Linked DNA regions of Homo sapiens: region 2 is linked to region 1. Evidence: read pairs that join two places in POLR2A ChIA-PET (ENCODE). Cell type or tissue: Panc1. All regions are shown on one strand. Links, peaks and the distances in the headings refer to the core of each region. The heading gives the core; the rest is flanking DNA.

Region 1 (10,627 bases), core at 3,277-8,276:
TAATTGAAACAAAATGATCTAGGATTATTCAAATAAATTCAGTATATACTTGTTAGTGACTACTAGTCATCAATTCTTGTAGGCTGTCCTTGTGTTCATTAGGCTGGACTAATAGAAATTTATAGGAATCTAAGATTCAAATGTATGAAAGTCTTTTACTGAACCTTATTGCCTTTACACCAGCCTGTTCCCATGACATCTTATGTTCTTTGAAAGTCTGGCTCTCCCATTTGACTTATTTTACTATTAGTCTTCTGATGTAGTGTGTCTGCCCTGTCTCTGCGTAGTGTGTGGGGGCTATATGGTAGTCCTTTCTTTTCTGCCCTGGCTGTTTGCCTTTGCCTATTCTTCTCATCTTCCTTTTGGCATAATACAACATTTTTTTAAAAAGTTACTTTTGTTGCTTATATACAACCAATAATTCATACTTAAGAGGGATAAAAATATGTGGCTAAGTCAGGAATCTTTTTATTTTGTCTATTTCATGCAGCTTAGAAAAATTTTCACATGTTATATATGACTCTGGGGTTAAGGTTATATGGAAGAAACCTTTGCAAAAACATTACAATTTATACCTTCTTCACAATCTTACATCTTGTTAATTTATTTGCCAATTTCGTCTTCAGGAGAAGACATTTAATATTTAAGGAGATTGAATAACGCCTAAGGAAAAGTTATGTTAAAGAAAATGGCATTAAAATAATCTATGTGAAATCCATTAAATAATGAGATGTATATTTTGCTGTTTTCCTATTATTGAAGTGATGTGGTCATTTGAGATTAGAATGATATTCCCTGGGAGACAGGAACTTGTGTTCTGTGGCTTTTTTTCTTCTTTCTTTTCCAATGGGTGCTTATATTTTCTTTTATTATTCCAACATGCACATTTGGGTTTAAGCATAATTTCACAAGTTCTTTTTCTGTCTTTTACTGTTAAATTTGCTGTTTCTGTCTCCCTTTATTTCTCTCAGTCCTTCATCTTCTTTCTCTTGTTTTATTGTTAGTCATTCGTGAATACCATTTTTTTCCTTTTTCTATTACTCTGTTGGAAAAGGCTGTGCATAACATTCAGGCAGGAATGTGGAAACACATTGTAATGTGAAAAAAACATTGCTTTTTTTGTTTGGAAACTTCCTGTGTGTGAAGCGTTTTGCTCTAATCTGGGCACTGAAATGCACTGATTTCCGATCCCTGGAGCAGAGTTAGGGATCTAGTATTTTTATTTGCCTAAGTAGAGAGAAATAGGCAGGCAAAATCAGTTTTTCCTTTCTCTGCCAAAGAAATAGTGTCATAAAATAGTGTCATGTATTGGTTTGTTTAGTGTATAATACATCTGGATTATATTTTTGTAGGTACTGAATATTGATTCTTATTTAAATATGTTTATATAGTTATTTGTATATATGTGTATGACAGACTGAGGAAAGGCTGTGTGTGTGTGTGTGTGTGTGTGTGTGTGTGTGTGCGCAGTAGTAGAGATGTGGATAAATCATAGACTCCAACATATATATGTTTACTAGTTACTGGATAATTACAGACCCCAAATAGTATTGATGCAAATGTGCATCACCTCAGTCTGAGGTCTGCCAACTCGAATGATACTCCAAAACTAAACTGATAATGATGAAACTAAATATAACTATTTTGTGATTTAAAGAGAGCAATAAAATCAGTGGAAAATTATGATCAAATAAAAAATGAGTAATGCATTGATAGTAGAGTGTATTTCCCCAATTTGTTTGAATTTAAACTGTTTCCTTGTTTGTATCTACAGCAGGAATTTTTCAGTGTTAGTCACATGGTGCATGGCAGCCAAATTTCCCAGTAGATTCTGAACTAGATTCCTTGGAAAACTCTAGTAATATGCTAAATTTAATTGGAGTTTGTGGAGTTGTCATTAGTTCACCAGACCTCGACTATACCACATTTTTACAGCCCCTCTCCTGTCACTTTAAACAACACAGATTTAGTTTTTCTTCATTCTGTGTGTTCAATTCTCATTCGTCAGGTTGTAGGGTGAGAAGGAGGCATTTTGTTCTATGCTATCCTTATTCAGTGGCTAAGGCTGATGGAGTTTCCACCATCTGCAATGTCATAGATTACAGAGGCAGGACACAGAAAAGCCTCAGTTTTGGTAATCATCAATAAGACATTCTTCATGACAAGGTGTTTACTATTATATCTCATTGTGTGGCTTTGAAATTTGCAGATTGTCACCACCATCTCCTAAATATTTCTTGAATTTATCTACTTCTCTGCATTTCTGTTGCTATTCTCTTTGTTTAAGGTAGTGTCATCCCTTGCCTACATCACTGTAACAGCTTTTGAAATGTACTCCTCTTATCATAGCTTGTAATCCCTTGGAGGTAGACTCTGGAAGCTTATTGGGGGAAATAATTTTGGGACCAATACCTGAGGGGGAATGAAGGAAACTGAGCCAAGGGAAAAGTTGAATTGATTCTCTCTCAACAAAGCCATCAGCTAATAATTTAGAGAGCTGTGAATATTTGTTGGTCTTTTTTAGTTGTTCCAAGTTCGGGCAAGAGGATTCAGCCTTTATACACCTGTATCAACTATCTAGGGGGTGTGGGCTGCCCCTAGGAAGGGGCATGACCTTAGGCAGAAAGCCGAGGACAAGTCAGCTTTTGGTTGACAATACTTACAACAGTTGGGGCAATGTCCTGAACTAGGGATCTGGGCAGAAAACTGTACTTAATAACTTTGAGATATATTTTTCATGATTGTTCATTTCTAAGTAATTTCAGATTTCTGCTATGATTTTGACTCATATGTTATTTGGTGATGTATTTTAATTCTTTAATTTTTTGAGATAGAGTCTTGCTCTGTCATTGAGGCTGGAGTGCAGTGGTGTGATCACGGCTCACTGTAGCCTCAACCTCCTAGGCTCAAGCGATCCTCCCACCTCAGCCACTGGAGTAGCTGGGACTACAGGCACATGCCACCACTTTTGGCTAATTTTTGTTGTTGTTGTTGTTTTTGTATTTTTTGTAGAGACAGGGTTTTGCCATGTTGCCCAGGCTGGTCTCAAATTCCTGGGCTCTACTGATCCTCCTGCTTTGGCCTCCCAAAGTGCTAGAATTACAAGTGTGAGCCACCATGCCAAGCCTAGTGATATATTTCTAAATAACTGAAAAAAAAATAGTTTTTTATTATTATTGATTTCTAACTTAATTGCTTTGTGGTCAGAGAGTATCATGTTTTTCATTTAAAAATCTTTCAGATTTGATGAAAATTGCTTTATGGCTAAGGAATAAGTCACTCTGATACATATTCTGTATGTTCCTGAAAAGAGTGTATATTCTCAAATTATTATATGCAATGTCTTATAGAAAACTCAAGAGGTCAAACCTACCTATTGGGATATTCAAAACTTCTAGTGAGTTTTTTTTTTTTTTTTTAATTAAGACAATGGAGTCTCACTCTGTCACCCAGGCTAGAGTGCAATGGTGCGATCTTGGCTCAATGCAACCTCCGCCTCCCGGGTTCAAGTGATTCTCCTGTCTCAGCCTCCTGAGTAGCTGGGATTACAGGCACCCACCACCATGCCCGACCAAGTTTTATAGTTTAGTAGAGATGGGGTTTCACCATGTTGGCCAGGCTGGTCTCGAACTCCTGACCTCGGGTCATCCGCCCACCTTGGCCTCCCAAAGTGCTGAGATTACAGGCATAAGCCACTGCGCCCAGCCTGTGTGGGTTTTTTTTTTTTTTTTTTTTGAGACAGAGTCTCACTCTGTCGCCCAGACGGGAGTACAGTGGCATGATCTCGGCTCACTGCAAGCTCCCCTCCCAGGTTCACACCGTTCTCTTGCCTCAGCCTCCCAAGTAGTTGGGACTACAGGTGCCTGCCTCCACGCCCGGCTAATTTTTTGTATTTTCAGTAGAGACGAGGTTTCACCATATTAGCCAGGATGGTCTTGATCTCCTGAGCTCATGATCTGCCCGCCTCTGCCTCCCAAAGTGCTGGGATTACAGGTGTGAGCCACCGTGCCCGGCCTTTTTTTTTTTTTTTTGAGACAAAGTCTCGCTCTGTCACCTAGGCTGGAGTGCATTGGCACAATCTGGGCTCACTGCAACCTCTGCCTCCCGGGTTCAAGCAATTCTCCTGCCTCAGCCTCCCGAGTAGCTGTGACTACAGGTGCCTGCCACCACACCTGGCTAATTTTTTTGTATTTTTAGTAGAGATGAGGTTTCACCATGTTGGCCAGGCTGGTCTCGGACTCCTAACCTTAAGTAATCCGCCCACCTCGGCCTCCCAAAGTGCTGGGATTATAGGCATGAGTCACCACATCCAGCCTTTTTGTGATGTTTTTGGATATCTGATGGACCTATATTTGAAAAAGTGATTTTCCAATTTTTCCTTGCTCGTTAGGTTTTGTCCCTGTTTAGATAATAGGTGTATTACAGTGTATCGTGTTTCCTTGGCTATCAAAACATAATGACCAATTTTTGTTTTCAAGTCTAATTATGATATTAATATTCCTAAACAAGCTTATTTTTGTTTTATCCTTGTATCATTCTTTATCTTTTTCATCTGCCAGTGAACTGTTGTTTTAGGTGTGTCTCTTGTAAGTGCACATCTAAATTTGGACTGGATTTTTATTTTATTGTTTTTCTATTCAGCCTGCTGGAGCTTGTCTTTTAGCTGGAGAGTTTAGTCCATTTATATTTATTGTATTTAAAATTATATTTTGATTTATTTATATAATCTACTTTTTGGGGGTTTTGTTTGTTCCATTCTTTGGATTCTGTTTTCTTTCTTGGCTTCTTTTTGATGACGACTTTAAAAAAAATGTCTCTTGTTCTTATTTTATGTCCCCTTCCCATTCCTCCCTCCACTATGTTGGAAATTTTATACTCTATTTCTATTGTTTCAGTGCTTGCTATAGAAATTTCAACTTGGAGACATTCCTTCAGGTGTCCTTCATCTTTGGCAACATTTAGTGTTGTCAGTGTTTTGGATTTTAGCCATTCTAATAGGCACATAGTAGTATCTCATAGTTTCAGTTTGCAGTTCCCTCATGACATATAATATTGAGCATCTTTTCATGCTATTATTTGCTATCTGTGTTTCTTTTTTATTGAGATGTCTCTTCAAATCTTTTGTTAATTTTTCAATTGGGTGGTTTGTTTCCTGGTTGAGTTTTAAGAGCTCTGTGTATTTTGGATACAAGTTCTTTCTTAGGTATGGGTTTTGTAAATATTTTCTCCCAGTCTAGAACTTATGTCTTTATTCTTTTTTTTTGAGATGGAGTCTCACTCTTGTTGCCCAGGCTGGAGTGCAGTGGCGCGAGCTTGGCTCACTGCAACCTCCGCCTCCCGGGTTCAAGTGATCCTCCTGCCTCAGCCTCCTGAGTAGCTGGGATTATGGGCACCCGCCACCACGCCTGGCTAATTTTTTTTTTTTGTACTTGTAGTAGAGATGGGGTTTTGCCATGTTGGCCAGGCTGGTCTCGAACCCCTGACCTCAGGTGATCTGCCCACCTCGGCCTCCCAAAGTGCTGGGATTACAGGCATCAGCCACCATGCCCGGCTGTGTCTTTATTCTTTTAAGAATGTTATTTGGGCTGCAGAAATTTTTATTTTAATGAAGTTAAATGTGCCAATTTTTAATGGTTTGTGCTTTTGGTGTTATATGTAAAAACTCATTGCTAAACCAAAGTCACCTAGATGTTCTTCTATTTTTTCTCTAGAAATTTTATAGTTCTGCAATGTATATTTAGGTCTGAGATCCATTTTGAGTTAATTTTTGTGAAAGGTATAAGGATTGTGGCAAGATTAATTTTCTTGCATAATGAATATCCAGTTATTCCAGTACCCTTTGTTTGGAAAGACTATCTGCATTTAATTGCCATTGCTTCTTTGTCATAGTTCAGTTGACTGTATTTGTGTGGGTCTACTTCTGGGCTCTTGAGTAATTTGTCTGTCTTAGACAATACCATACTGTCTTGATGTCTGTAGCTTTATAGTAAGTCTTGAAGTTGGGTATTGTTAGTCTTTTGAATTTGTTCTTTTTCTTCAATATTGTGATGCCTATTCTGGGTCTTTTCCTTTCCATATAAACTTTAGAATCAGTTTGTGGATATCTACAAAATAAATTGCTAGGACTTTGATTTTAATTGTGTTCAACCTATAGATCACGTTGAGGAGGATTGATATCTTAACAATATTGAATCTTCCTATCCATGTACATTGATTATCTCTACATTTAGATTTTCATCCATTTCTTTCGTCAGAGTTTTGTAGTTTTCCTCATAGATACACTGTATGTATTTTAAGATTCATGCCTATTTTATTTCTTTAGTGCTAATGTAAATGTCACTATTTTAATTTCAAATTCCAGTTGTTCACTGCTGGTATATAGGAATGTGATAATCTTTTGTATATTAATTTGTATTCTGTAACCTTACTATAATTGCTTATCAGTTCCAAGAATTTTGTTGTTATTGCTGATTTTTTTGGAATTCCTTCATAGACAGTCATCTTATCCACTAGTGAAGACAGTTCTATTTATTCCTTTCCAGTCTGTTTACTCTTTATTTCCTTTTCTTAACATACTTCATAAGCTGGAATCTGCAGTCAGATGTTGAATAAGAGTTGTAAGAGGGGACATTCTTGTATTTTTCCTGATTTTTGGGAGAAGGCATCCAGTTTCTTGTCATTAAGTGTAATGTTAACTGTAGGCTTTTTGTGTATATTCTTTATCAAGTACAAGAAATTTCTCTTTATTCCTAGTTTGCTAAACTCAGTGATTGTTGATTTTTGTTAAATGCTTTTTCTGCATCTATTTATATGATCATAGGATTTTTCTTCTTTAGCCTGTTAATGTGATGGATTACATTAATTGATTTTTGGATGTTGAATCAGCTTTGCATACCAGGATTAAATCCCATTTGGTCATGGTATATAATTCTTTTTATATATTATTGGATTTTTTAGTCATTTTAATATCTAAAAACTTAATTTTAAAATGTTTGCTTTTTTCTTATTTATCTCATCATGTTTATTTTTTTCTCCAAATCATTTTACCTGTTTGTAATAGCTGTAACTTATAATAGTATTTGTAACAACTGTTTTAAGAGTCTTCATTTCTGGGTTTCTTTCTGTCAGCTATTTTCCTTCTGATATGAATCACATTTTGCATCTTTACCTATCTCTTAATTGTTGATTGGATTCTAGACATTGTAAATGTTACATTGTGTGTTTGGATTTTGTTACCTTTATTTAAAAGGTATAGATGTTTAGTCTGGCAGGTACATTAATTTTGTTTAGGTTAAGGCCTTTTAGGCTTTAAAAAAGTTTTCTTAGGGCAAGTCTAGCATAGTCCTTTCTCGTGTTCTGATTAAACAAGCTTGTATTATGCTGTCTCTCTACCCGTCACACTTCCTGTCCTTTGGTTCATAATTTCTATTTCATTATACGTCTATGGTTTTTTCGTAGTATAATGTAAACCCATGAAAGATGTAGGCAGGAGAGAGATATAATAGTATATATACCTTAAGAAAATTTCACTGACCACTATGTGGCTTGGATGGGGGCAACTGTAGTAGTGGGGAGTTCTGCTAGTAGGCCAGTACAAGAGTCCTGGACTGCTGGTAGTTTGTGTAAGTATTATGATTAAGTATTATGATAACTGAGATAAAGAAAAGTGAATAGATTTGATCTTTTTAAATAAAGAATTTATAAGAGTTTCATACTATCCAGCAGTTGTGCTCTTACACATAGATCCAGGAAGCTCATATACAAAGTTCCAGACAACAAGTACAAAAATATTCAAAGGACCATTGTTATATAAATAGAACAGGTTACAGTCTGAATGTTCATTCACAGTGGAATGGATAATGCTGCAGTATGTTTGTAGGTGACATAGATTACAGCAGTAAAAATAATGACTTACAGCTGCTCAGATTAACTAATAGATTTACTTAGTAACTCTTACTTTGCATGTTATTCTTTAGGCAGTTTCAGCCACTGCAGAAACAACAAAGAAGACAGGCAAAGATCTTTGTCTTTATGTTTTTTTAATCATTGTGCAGTGAACAATGTAGATATTGACTAAAGCAAGAATCATTAAAGTTCATTTTTAATAATGGGTGAAAATTGTTTGGATATAGGATCATCACAGTTTCAAAGTATCAATCTACAGATTATTTGCTAAGAAAAAATGGCATACTTTCTGTGAGGAAATTTAATGGATGCCATCTTAAGTAATCAAGCTTTATCAGTTTGGGATAAATTGACTTTTTATTTTACTTTTGATGCGATGGAAGAACTCGAGGATACAATATCAACTATGTTGTATTTAAGATTTGTTAAACATCTTGAATTTAATGAGTGAATAATCAGGTATATTCAAATTGTGGAATATTCTATCAAACAACCACCCTGGGTTCTTCAGAAATATCATGGTCATGAAGAACTCCCCCCGCCATCAGCACAAAACAACAAACACAAACCCACACTTTCCCTTCTGGGGAGGCTGAGGGGGTTCAAAAGGCAAGTGAACTACTTTACATTAGAGGAGCACAAAGAAACGAAACAAAGCAATGCGTACTATCTATGTAATTCTCATGAGCAACTTTCATCTGGGGATTTCCTTCCTTTCTGTCCTAGTTCTTTCTCGGAGTGGGGTGTCTTTTCTCTTCTGAGGTCCTATTACCCATATCAGGGCCTATTCTATCCATCTAGAGGACTGTTCAACTTCCTGAAATATCTTTTGTTTTCTTTTTACCTTGGACCTTTCCTTGAGGAAACAAAGGCCTTGTAGTTAATTATAGGTGTTTTGCAATTGGTTATTTAAAGAAGATCCCCATTCCCCATCACATCTCCTTGATTCATGAGAGATTTCTGATTAGTACCGCTGGATTAGGAATAAGACATTTTCTAAGAAATACTTTTCTTTTCCCTTCTTTTTATTTTTCCTTTCCCATTAGTATATTCTATGAAATTTTAATTCAAGAAATTGTAGGTGAGAAAACCACATAAGATTCTTTATTATACAGCGTACCACTGTTGCATCAATAGGGTGTCATTTTATCAGCTTTTAAGTTACCAGGTTGTGCTACCATGTGTGGCTTGGGTTTTGCTTGAAAAGTAAGGTTATTTATTGTGTCTTGAGTAGGTAAATGTGACATTATCAGTTGGTCAAAAAAGATAATTCTTTTTAACTTGGAATCCATAACTAAATGGAAAATCTCCTAAGCTCCTAGAATCTTCCTTCATTCATCCCCTTATCTTCCACATCCAAACTGTCGCTAACTCTAGTCTTTGTCTTTCTCTCTATCTCTGTTGCTAGCTGGACTGCTGCAAAGGCTTCCTCATCAGCTCCTTGTTTCTACCTTTGCCCTTTCACCATTCATTCATTGCACAGCAGCCAAAGTGATCTTTTAAAATGCTGTATTAGGTACTTCCCTTTCCTGTATCACACCTTCCAACTTGTTCCTTCTGTCTGGACTCATCCCCCCTCACTGATTTTCAGAGTGCTCGCTCTATCTTGTCATTAGGTTCTCAGTTTAAATACTAGTTTTCTCAGAGAAGCATTTTCAAGGAGCAGTAACCCTGTCACTCTCAGTTACATTTATTCCCTCCGTGTTATAGCAGTCATCACTATCTTACATTGTGTATAAGACATACATGCACTTATTTATTTATATTAATATGTGTATATACATAAAGAAATACTGCAGCCTTGACCTCCTGGGCCCAAGCTGTCCCCCCAGCTCAGCCTCCCAAGTAGCCGGGATTAGAGGTGTGAGCCACTCCACCCGACTCAGACATATATTTAGATGCATGTATGTTTGTATATCATTGTCTGCTAGATAGCAGGGAGTTTTCTGAATCGTTGGCCTTTGTAGCCTGCAGAGAGCCAGATAAGGCTTATAGTGTATATTCAGTAAACATTTTTTAAACTGATGAATACAAATTTGATAGTAGAGTTAGAAAGAAGGCTGCTTGCTTTGTGGTAGAAAGTAAGACGCACTGGTAGCTGGGAGGTGAGGGACCCAGAGAAGATGTCCTGTCCTGCACTTAAACCTGCCCTTGAAAACTGAGTCCAGAAAAGTAGCAATGGAAACTTTGTAGTACTTTGCTAACCTAAGTTTCTGTATTTTCTTCGTATATTTTGTCATATAGTATTAGTAGATTTCTTTTCGGAAGCATTAGTGCCTCTTTTATTGTGCAGAAGAGAATAAGGAGTGGAGACTGTCTCTGTGTTGGAGGTTCAGTGTCAGTAGGGGAGTCACTTCTGTGTCTGGGGTGAGGTAAGGTAGTAGCAGTAAGCATCCCATGAGAGGACCTGGAAGGTGAGGAAAAACTTGGGAAGGGCACTAGAGCCTGATTTTTTTTTTTTTTTTTTTAAAGCAGTCTCTTCTACTAGGACTTTCACCTCCTTTTACGAGTAGAATTTGTATTTTGTTATGCTCTGTGTATTAGTCCATTCTCACACTGCTAATAAATACATACCTGAGACTGGGTAGTGTATAAAGAAAAAGAGGTTTAATGGGCTCACAGTTACACATGGCTGGGGAGGCCTCACGATCATGGTGGACGGTGAATTAAGAGCAAAGTCATGTCTTAACATGGCACCAGGCAAGAAGAGAATGAGTGCCAG
Region 2 (10,627 bases), core at 104-5,103, 180 kb after region 1:
TTTTATTCACCTTATACTTTTTACAGTCGAAAACTTTTTCTTTTCTTATTTTAGAGGATCTTAAGTTTTAACCTGAGCATTTAATGTTTTCTTTTTTCAGACAATCCAAGAAGGTTCATGTATTGTACTTTGTTGTAAACAAGGAATTCTGCAGGCTTTTCTAAAAATGCTAGATTAGCTGTTTTTTTTTTTCCTCTGTGGGTTTTTAGTTGTAAAATACAACTTACTTTGTTACCTTTCTTTTCTGTGCAGTTGAAATTACGTAGTGTTAGGCTAGTAAAACTTGTGTTATTCAGGTTGACTTTCCACAGCTCACTGATGTCCTTTAAAAATTTAGTAATCTTAACTTATTAATCTTTCTTTTCGCCTCAATATAAAATGTCCTGCCTTGAGGAGATGCCTTGGAACCCAGAGTCGATAGAACATTTTTTGTAACCTGTGACTTCCATTTTAAAGTAGAAAGTTATGAAAAGAGATTCTGCCAAAATTCTTCACCTTACCTCATATTTGAGGTTTAGCGTTTTAGGAAAAAAAAAAAAATCATGGAACATGTGGCTATCACAGGCTAATAAAAATCTAGCCCCACCCATAGCATTAAATGCTCATTCTTTGTTCTTTTTTATGAAAATCATCTTAACTTGATTTTACACAGGAAACTGGTTTTAAAAACCTTGAGAAATCAGGATAATCACAGATTAAGACTACTTACTCCATACCTGATTCTTATCTACCTCTATGAGAGACCGGGATAGTGGACATCAGAATCCACAAAAACTATGTGATGACTGAACTGATTTCTAAGTCAGTTTCAATTGATATATTATCTCTATGGTTCCAAGTAACCTTGAACTCTTGGTAATAAGCCCTATATTTTGACTTTGGTTTTGTGACTTGTCCCAGTATATTTTTTCTCATTTTTTTAATTTTCTAACTCCTGTCTTTTCTCATATTTTATAACTTAACTCATATTATATAACTTTATATAATATTATATCAGTATAAATTATGAGTTGAAATAGTTTAAGACTCTTGAAAAAAATATCACTACATAATTTCACATTACTTAGATCCATGTATTATTATGTCTTTAAAAACTGTGGTGTCTGGGCACGGTGGCTCACGCCTGTAATCCCAGCACTTTGGGAGGCCAAGGCAGGCGGATCACCTGAGGTGAAGCGTTCCAGACCAGCCTGGCCAAAGACAGTGAAACCCTGTCTCCACTACAAATACAAAAATTAGCCGGGTGTGGTGGCGGGCGCCTGTATTCCTAGCTACTTGGGAGGCCAGGGCAGGAGAATCACTTGAATCTGGGAAGCAGAGGTTGCAGTGAGCCAGGATCACGCCATTGCACTGCAGCCTGGGCAACAGAACAAGACTCTGTCTCCAAAACAAACAAACAAAACAAACAAACAAAAAACTGTGGTTTTGTTATACTGGTTTATGTTCGATAGACTGTACAGTGCATCGAATATGTTATGGCTCAAGTGTTTGTCAGAGGGACATAGTGTTAACTCTCAGTAGTCAGAAGAAAGAGGTACAAACTCCTATTATGCAAATTTTTTGTATTGTGTTACTTTCATCATCCTTTTCAGTGAGTGCGCAGATAGTTGTCTTGATGGCACTTTTACATGTAGAATTTATAGCTAGATTAATAGGGATACATATGTAGAATAATCAAAAATATTTTCCCTAGTGTAGGGATCATGTTCGGTAAATCCCTTTTTAATCCTGTAAGTACTTTGCTACTAAAAGAATTAATGTGTCTGAAATAAGTGACCCCTTAAAGAGAGATCCCTTGACTCTTAGGAAGAGGTCGTTGCATCAAGTTAAGTACTCTCTAATTGGAAGGAAATAAACTCAGAGAGGTAAATGGTGTACTAGGAAAAACAGTCGTTTACCTAAAAAAAAAAAAAAGGTAAGGAGAGTTTTTCCTTGTGAAAGGGGATGGATTTTATTTACTTTCTGTAGGCATTAGCATTATATCGACTCTTTCCAAAAATGTAATGTGGCCCCTATGAAGATAATAACAATTGTAGTAATAATAAATAACACACAGTGCTTACTGTGTTATCAGGTGTAGTTTTAAGCATAGTACAGATATGAACTTCTTTGATCTTCACAATTGTATGAAGTAGGTGCTATTTATAGTTTTATAAATGAGACAACTGAGGCTCAGAGAAAAGTAAGTGACTTACTCAAGGTCACCAGCTAGTAAGAGGTAAAGCCATGATTTTTTTTTTTTCTTTTTAAATGAGACAGGATCTCGCTCTGTCACCTAGGCTAGAGTGCAATGGCACAATCTGGGTTCACCGCAGCTTTGACCTCCCAGGCTCCAGCGATCCTCCCACCTGAGCCCCCCAGGTAGCTGGGACTACAGGTGTGCCTGCCACCACACCCAGCTAATTTTGTTTATTTTGTAGAGATGAGGCCTCACTATGTTGCCCAGGCTGGTTTGGAACTCCTGGGCTCAAGCAACCCTGCCTCCTCCCCGACCCCCCCTACCCCCCACCCCCACCCCCACCCCCCCCACACCCTCAGCCTAGATCCATGATTTAAATCCGAGCAGTCTTGCTGTAGGTAGGATCCTTGCCATCAAGCATTGCAGGATGCTGAGGCAAGCTATGTAACTTCCTGGGCATCACAAAGCTAGGAAGAAGCAGAGCAAAAACTTGGTCCGTGGCAGTCATGTGTGCTTTCCCCCACTATGCTATAGTACTTTGCGATTTTTCCTATCACATTCTTCTTCAAATTATAATTACCTGTCATTCATGCTTTAAACCAGAGATGCTTAAACTTTAATATGCTTCAGAATCAACTAGAAGCCTTGTGGAAACTCAAGTTGTTGGACCCACCCATAGCTTACTCTGATTTAGCAGGTCTGGGCTAGGTCTGCATTTCTGGCAAGCCCCCAGGTAATGCTGCTGGTCTGGGCCACATTTGGACACCCTCTGCTTTAAACCTTTGTAGTCAGAGAATGAGCTGAGGAGTGGTGTGCCCCAGCAAGGTGGGTAGGAACCGAGTCACATGAGCCTTATTAAGGACATAGGAGAGGCTCTACTTTATCCCTAGGTCAGTAGGGACCCGTGGAAGAGCTTTCAGTAAGGAAGTGATGATTGAACAGAATTGTAGCTTACGAGGTTTTTTTGGTTTTTGGCTGCTTTGTGGAGAGTGGCTTGAAGAAGCATGAGGTGAAGATTGGAGGCAAAGAGAGAAGTCAGCAGATGTTAGGGATTCGGAGGTAAGAAGTCTCAGCAGCTGTGGGGATGAGGGCACTGTGTGCAGAAGGGATCTGCAAGCGTGACAGGAGAAAGAACTGGTGGCTTTACAGTCATCTGCTGATTTCTCTTCTGACCACTGTTAGCATGGGCAAACCTCCAAATTCTATTCCTGACTCCCCCTTTTCTCTCTCTGCTTGCTTCCTGGGCTGCATTGCTCCAAGAGTTCCAGCTTAACACCTCCAAGCAGATAGCTACGAAATGCAATTATAAGTGTTTGTGTGTCTCTTTGCAATTGTTTATTCTGAGAAATAAGGGATGAATATTACCAAAGGCATTTTTCAAGTGATTTTACAGTAATCACTTGAAATTGATTACTGTAGTAATTGATTACTATAGTAACTGTAGGTACTTTAAAGTAATAACTACAATTCTTTTTTCTCTGGATTTTTGAGCATACATATAAACTTTATATTCTTAAATAGTATTAAATATTACTATTTATCATTAACTTGTATCATTAAATTTTATTATTAAACCTCATTTAATATAAAATAATATGTATTATTATTATTTTGAGACACAGCCTCCCTCTGTTGCCCAGGCTGGAGTGCAGTGGTACGATCTTGGCTCACTGCAACCTCTGTCTTTCGGGTTCAAGCGATTCTCTTGCCTCAGCCTCTGGAGTAGCTGGGATTACAGACACGCACTACCATGCCTCGCTAATTTTTGTATTTTTAGTAGAGATGAGGTTTCGCCATGTTGGCCAGGCTGGTCTCGAACTCCTGACCTCAGGTCATCCACCTGCCTCAGCCTCCTAAAGTGCTGGGATTACAGGTGTGAGCCATCACACCCAGCCAAAAATATTTATTATATCTATATAAAAGCTAAAGAATGACCCAATGAAAACCTGTTTACCCACTATCTAGATTAAAAAAAAGAAAACAGGCTGGTCACTGTGGCTCACGCCTGTAATCCTAGCCTTTGGGAGGCCGAAGCAGGCAGATCACCTGAGGTTCGGAGTTCGAGACCAGCCTGACCAACGTGGAGAAACCCCGTCTCTACTAAAAATACAAAATTAGCCAGGCATGGTGGCGCATGCCTGTAATCCCAGCTACTCAGGAGGCTGAGGCAGGAGAATCCCTTGAACCCGGGTTGTGGTGAGCTGAGATCGCGCCATTGCACTCCAGCCTGGGCAACAAGAGTGAAACTCCGTCTCAAAAACAAACAAACAAACAAAAAACCAAAACATTATCAGTGCTATTTGTATCATTCTTCCTTGATTAAATCCTCCTTTCCAGTGTCCCTGAAGAACACCATTATGAGTTTTAAATTGATCACTACCTTGCTTTTCTTTAGGGATATTTATGAATACACCAACACTGTGAGCAGTATCTTGTTGAGCTGCTCTTGTTTTTGAACCTTGTAATTGCCCCCATCCTCTCTGTGTTCCTCCAGGAGTTGTCTTCTCCCCACCAGCATGATGTTTGTGAGCCTGGCCCATGTTGCTGCCTATAGCTGCAGTTTATCTACTTCCATACATCATATTAATATTACCACCAATTACTTATTCTCCTCTAAATAGACATCTGTGTTATTTTCCTTATTTTGTTGTCACAGTGATGCTTGTATGAACACCCTACTTCCTGTTTCCTCTTGACATAGGAGGTTCTCCAGGTCATGTGCCGGTATAACAGCCATGCTGTGGGGCCTGTGCTTTCTCATTCCTGCATGGCAAGGCCAGGTGGGTTTCTCTGTGTGGCTGTACCAGCTTATGTGCCCATCAGTAGTGAAGATGATAGTCACAATGAGAACAATGAACTAACCTTATTCTGTACTTATTATGCCCGGCACTGACTGTTCTAAGCACTTTGTATGTATGAATGCCCCCAAAAACCCAATAAAGTACGTACTAGTGTTATCCCTCATTTTGTATTTGGGAAAACAGAAGCTTGTAGAGGCTAAATTGCTTTCCCATCTGGTAGTAAATGGGAGTGCCAGAATTTGAACCAAGGAATCTGTGCCCTTAACATTTTTTTTCACATCCTGGTGAACCCTTGGCCTTCCCAGACTACTTAGGTTTTTCCTGACTGGTGGGTTTAGATGGCATCTCATTATGGTTTTAATGTATACTTCCCTGATTAGTATGACAATGAACATTGAAAATATATATTTATTGGCTCTCTTGTTTTCTCTTCTGTAAAATATCTGCTCATGACTTTTGCCCACTTTTTAAATTGGATTATCTTTTTCTTATTGACTCATAAAAGTTCTTCCTGCGTTATGGCTCCTTTTTGTCGTATGTGTTGATAAAGTAGCTTCTGTTTTTATTGTTTTAAGTTATCCAAGTTAAGTTTTAAGGCAAGATTTAATGTCAGAATTTTCAATATTTTCCTTTATGGTTTGTGTGTTTTGCGTTTGTGTAGATAATCTTGTTCTACTCCTAAGCTCACAAAGATACCTATATTTTCTTTTAAACCTTTTTAAATTGTGCTTTTCAAAGTTAACTACTTAATCCTCATGGGATTGATTTTTGTACACGGTATGAGTGGCTCACGCCTGTAATCCCAGCACTTTGAGAGGCCGAGGTGGGTGGATCACGAGGTCAGGAGATCGAGACCATCCTGGCTAACACAGTGAAACCCCATCTCCACTAAAAATACAAAAAATTAGCTGGGTGTGGTGGCGGGCGCCTGTAGTCCCAGCTGCGTGGGAGGCTGAGGCAGGAGAATGGTGTGAACCCAGGAGGCAGAACTTGCAGTGAGCTGAGATCGCGCCACTGCACTCCAGCCTGGGTGACAGAGTGAGACTCCATCTCAAAAAAAATAATAATAATAAATAAAATAAAATACAGATACCAGGCCGGGTGTGGTGGCTTAAGCCTGTAATCCCAGCACTTTGGGAGGCCGAGGCGGGTGGATCACCTGAGGTAAGGCGTTTGATACCAGACCAGTCTGACCTGTAACATGGTGAAACCCTGTCTTTACTGAAAATACAAAATATTAACCGGGGATGGTGGTGCACACCTGCAGTCCCAGCTGCTCAAGAGGCTGGACCCCTGCACTCCAGCCTGGGCAACAAAGCAAGACTCCATCTCAAAAATAAATAAATAAATAAATAAATAAACAAACAAACAGATAACTCGTTATGCCAGCACAATTTAATGATAGTCGTGCTTCTCTTCCCTTACTACCTTGCCACCACCTCACCTTTCCAACCCCGAAATTCTTTAAAAGCGGTTTCTGTGATTCTCAATTAATTGTAAATAAAAAGATGATTTTTCGCTTAATACGATCCTCAGTATATTTGCTTCTGTGAGCTCTCAGTCAGTTGCACTCTTTTATTTTTTGTTAATCTTCTGGAAACCCTTAGCCAAGGGCATCAGATGATATTTGAGATACACCTTAGAAAAACGTGTTTGTGAATCAACAGGCAAATTGGGAAGTATTCATTTAGGGAAGTAATGAGAGCTAAACATGGAAAAATAGGTTGGAGGACCAGATAGTGAATGAGAGCCTGAAGAATCTATGCTTTTCAGTCAGCAGTGGAGATATTACAACTTTTTGCAGAGTACAGTAACGTCCATCAAAATGCCATTGTAGAATATTAATGTGTCCTCATAATAGAGGAGGGGTTAAGGGATTGAAGGGTGAAGTGGAGATGGAGTTCATTTAGAAGACAATCCTATTACTGCCTTCATCCTCCACTAGGGTGCAAGCAGTGTAGAGAAAAAGGGGGTTGAGTTTGAGAGAAACCTATGTTTCCATGCATAGAAACCACTTTCTGTTTCTATGAATTTGACTACTGTGGGTATGGGTACCGCCTATAAATGAAATGGTATAGTATTTGTCTTTTGTGACTGGCTTATTTCACTTAGCATACTGTCTTCAAGGTTCATCCAGGTTATAGCATGTGACAGGATGTCTTTCCTTTTTATGGCTGAATAATATTCCATTGTGTGAATATACTACATGTTGTTTATCCATTCCTCTGTCAACGGACATTTGGGTTGTTTCTACCTTTTGGCTGCTGTGAATTATGCTTCCATGAGCATGGGTGTACAAATATCTGTTTGAGTACCCCATTCTTTTGGGCATATGCCCAGAAGTGGAATTGCTGGATCACGTGGTAATTGTATGTTTAATTTTTTGAGGAACCTCCATAGTTGCTGCACCATTTTACATTCCCATTAGCAGTGCACAATAATTTCAGTTTCGTGCCATCTTTGTTAACACTTGTTATTTTCTGTTTTGTTTTGTTTTTTAATAATAGCCATCCTATTGGGGGTGAAGTGGTATCTCATTGTGGAGCAGGACTTATCTAGATAGTAACTGAAGAAAAAGCATTCCGAATACTTCTAGGATGTGTCCTTCCTATATTGGTATTACTCTGTAACCAGTTCACTGCACAAGTGGCACTTTTTTCAGTCCAAGTAGAAGCAAGTTTCTTAGAGCTGTTTTTTTTTTTAAACCCTTTATTTCAACTTCTTTCCTTCCCATATATAAAACCACATACCATTCTAACAGTCTGTAATGTTGCTACCAGGTAATAAACAAGCCATACTGTATTTGGGAGAGGAGGGTGTGTTTCAAAGTCTAGTTCATTGTAATATCAAAACTGGTAAAACCTCTCCTCTCTAAACTCAGTTTGACCTCACACTGAGAAACCTTTACTAGTGCAGAGGAGAATGTTGCTTTCTTCTTGCTTGCTTTATATTGTAGGGGCAAAAGGGTGTGATCCCACTCCTCCCCATCATAAGGGTGTCCATGGCAGACACTCCTATAACAAAAGACAGGTTAACAAGAGAAAAGTATAACTGATTTATTTAATCAAAGTTTTATGTGACATGAGAGTCTTCAGAACAGAGATCCAAAGATACAAGGAAAGCTGTCCATTTTAATGCTTAGGTTTAATGAAGAATGGGCAGCCGTGTAAAACTGATGGGACAAAGAATGTAAGTGAATGCTAGTAGGCTGAGAGGAACCCAGCAAGGCCTATGTTCAGATCTTCCTGGCCTCTCTTGTACTATTTCTTCCTCCCAGGTATGGGACAAGACCCATCTGGGATGACGGTCTTATGACCTGCTACTGTTGTAGAGAAGGGTAGGCCAGAGAATTTCTTTATGAGCAGCTCTTAGAAAGGCAGGGAGGGGTTAGAGTCCTCTTTCTGGTTTCATAGTTGTCTTTGCGGGAGAGGAATTCTGATGTCTGTGACTCATCTCAGGAGAGAATGAGGGGTGAGAGACAGGAAGGCAGAAGGTCAGAGATCTTAGTTCTGAGGTTACTTCTGAGGCCTTCTCTTTGGGGTATCATTTTCTGAGCCTCAACAATACCCTTTTCTACTTCAGAGCTGCTATATTGGGTCTCTCAGAATTTGCAGTATGGGGTAAAGATGAGAAGAGCATGGCAGGAAGAACCAGGTTTTCTGGGGCAGAGGCAACCTGGCATTCACTCTCTTGGGGCATGGCAGATGTCCAAAGCTGGCCGGTAGCCCTGGGATACTTTCATGTGGATTTGGGGGAACTTCTCACCTGCAGAACACTTAATGCCTCCTGTCTTTTCCAGTTGCCTTTGGTCTCCTGAGCAACTACTGTGTTGACTCTGAATGTTCTCACTGGGCATGGTCCCTCATAATGACCCCGCCTGCTTTTCTCCTGCACAATCCACGTCTGGCCACAGGAAATAGTAATAAGTCCTTGCCTCACCAAACCAACAAAGTACAAGCTTCTCTTCTTGGTCTGTCTCTAAGAATTCGCATGAATAAGTGATTCTCATGAAGTCGCTTTCACGTAGCTTAAGCAGAGTTCAGCCTTAAATTCTAAGCTTAAGAATTCGACCTCCTCAAATTAATTTTCCTCTTTTATTCTTTTAAGGTGGGAGATGGACAGTCACTGGTCCCACAGCTTCCTAGCACATTCTACCAGGTAGCCTTGGCTAGCATCTGACTTAAAGATGTATGGGTACTTGGCGTCTACTTCTTTTTGTTGCTGAACCCCTGTGATTCCATGAAAAGTAGTGCGTTCATCTGTTCTTATATTGCTATAAAGAAAAACCTGAGACTGCATAATTTATCAAGAAAACGGGTTTAAATGGCTCATGGTTCTGCCAGCTGTACAGGAAGTATGGTGCCAGCATCTGCTCAGCTTCTGGGGAGGGAGGCCTCAGGGAGCTTTCAGTCATGGTGGAGGCAAAGCAGGAGGAGGAGCATCACAGGGCAAGAGCAGGAATGAGGGTGAGAGAGAACGGGGAGGTGCCCCACTCTTTTAAACAACCAAGATCTACCTCTGTGATCCAAACACCTCCCACCAGGCCCCACCTGCCATGTCGAGAATCACATTTCAGCAAGAGATTTGGAGCGGACACATCCAAACCATATTAAGGAGCATTTAACTTCTTTATCTGATTAGATGAGTAAGTAGTTGGGAAGGCAACTTACCTTTGCTTCAGGAATTAGCTCCCGATTCATCCAGTCCGATCACGTGTATTCATGTTCCTGGTTTTCATTGGTAAACTTCATAAGTTTAATATTACCCATTAAATTCCTTTAAAAGTAAGTTGTATTTTGGTGTATACTGTCACTGGTAGAGGGTCATGATTGCAAGTTATCCAGGTTCTTGGCGTTTTGAACAAAGAATTGGACAACATGTCCAGCAAAGCAAACAATGAAGCAACAACAGAACAAAAACAGGGATTTATTGAAAACAAAAGTATAGGCGGCCAGGTGTGGTGGCTCATGCCTGTAATCCCAGCACTTTGGGAGGCCGAGGCAGGTGGATCACCTAAGGTCAGGAGTTTGAAACCAGTCTGGCCAACATCGTGAAACCCCGTCTCTACTAAAAATACAAAATTAGCCTAGTGTGGTGGTGCATGCCTGTAATCCCATCTACTTGGGAGGCAAAGACAGGAGAATTGCTTGAACCCAGGAGGTGGAGGTTGCAGTGAGCTGAGATCGAGCCATTGCACTCCAGCTTAGGCAACAAGAGCGAAACTCTGTCTCAAATAAAAAAAAAAAGAGAGAGAGAGAAAGAAAATGAAACTGTACTCCACAGTGTGGGAGCGAGCCTGAGCAGTGGCTCAAGGGCCCGGATACCGAATCTTCTTGGTTCCAAATACCTGCTAGAAGTTTTCCATTGATTACTTTATACTCACCTCATGTAAATGAAGTTGCAGCCTATAAGGTTGCAGAAAGCAGCCAACCAGAGGCTGAAGTGAAGTTACAAAGGTCACACTCCTGTGCAAACATGTTGCAAAGTTATACTCTTATGCAAATGAAGACTTGGCTGGCAATCAGTCTGATTGGTTTTGGACAGCAACCATTCAGAGACTGGAGTGAAGTTACAAAGTTGCAAAGACTGGACCCACAGTCAATCTGATTTTCTGATTTGTTATTGGATGGGAAATTGACTGTCCGAT

What was found. Peaks named below come from ENCODE experiments on the same cell type or tissue, not always from the same donor. Only the 100,000 strongest peaks of a DNase experiment are listed, where the experiment ranks them.
Region 2: POLR2A ChIA-PET joins it to region 1 with 7 read pairs; 2 of 35 experiments call an interaction of 5 or more read pairs at or near these places.

What each region holds. Positions count from the first base shown.
Region 1 is chr13:100,243,501-100,254,127 of GRCh38, forward strand. The region is part of intron 8 of PCCA (propionyl-CoA carboxylase subunit alpha); the gene reads left to right. Among named protein-coding and RNA genes, the nearest start is that of PCCA, 160 kb to the left of the region's middle. In Panc1, for the core only: no CTCF peak of the experiment used is centred there; no DNase peak of the experiment used is centred there.
Region 2 is chr13:100,425,833-100,436,459 of GRCh38, forward strand. The region is part of intron 20 of PCCA (propionyl-CoA carboxylase subunit alpha); the gene reads left to right. Among named protein-coding and RNA genes, the nearest start is that of PCCA-AS1, 50 kb to the right of the region's middle. In Panc1, for the core only: no CTCF peak of the experiment used is centred there; no DNase peak of the experiment used is centred there; H3K27ac peaks cover 2,628 bases.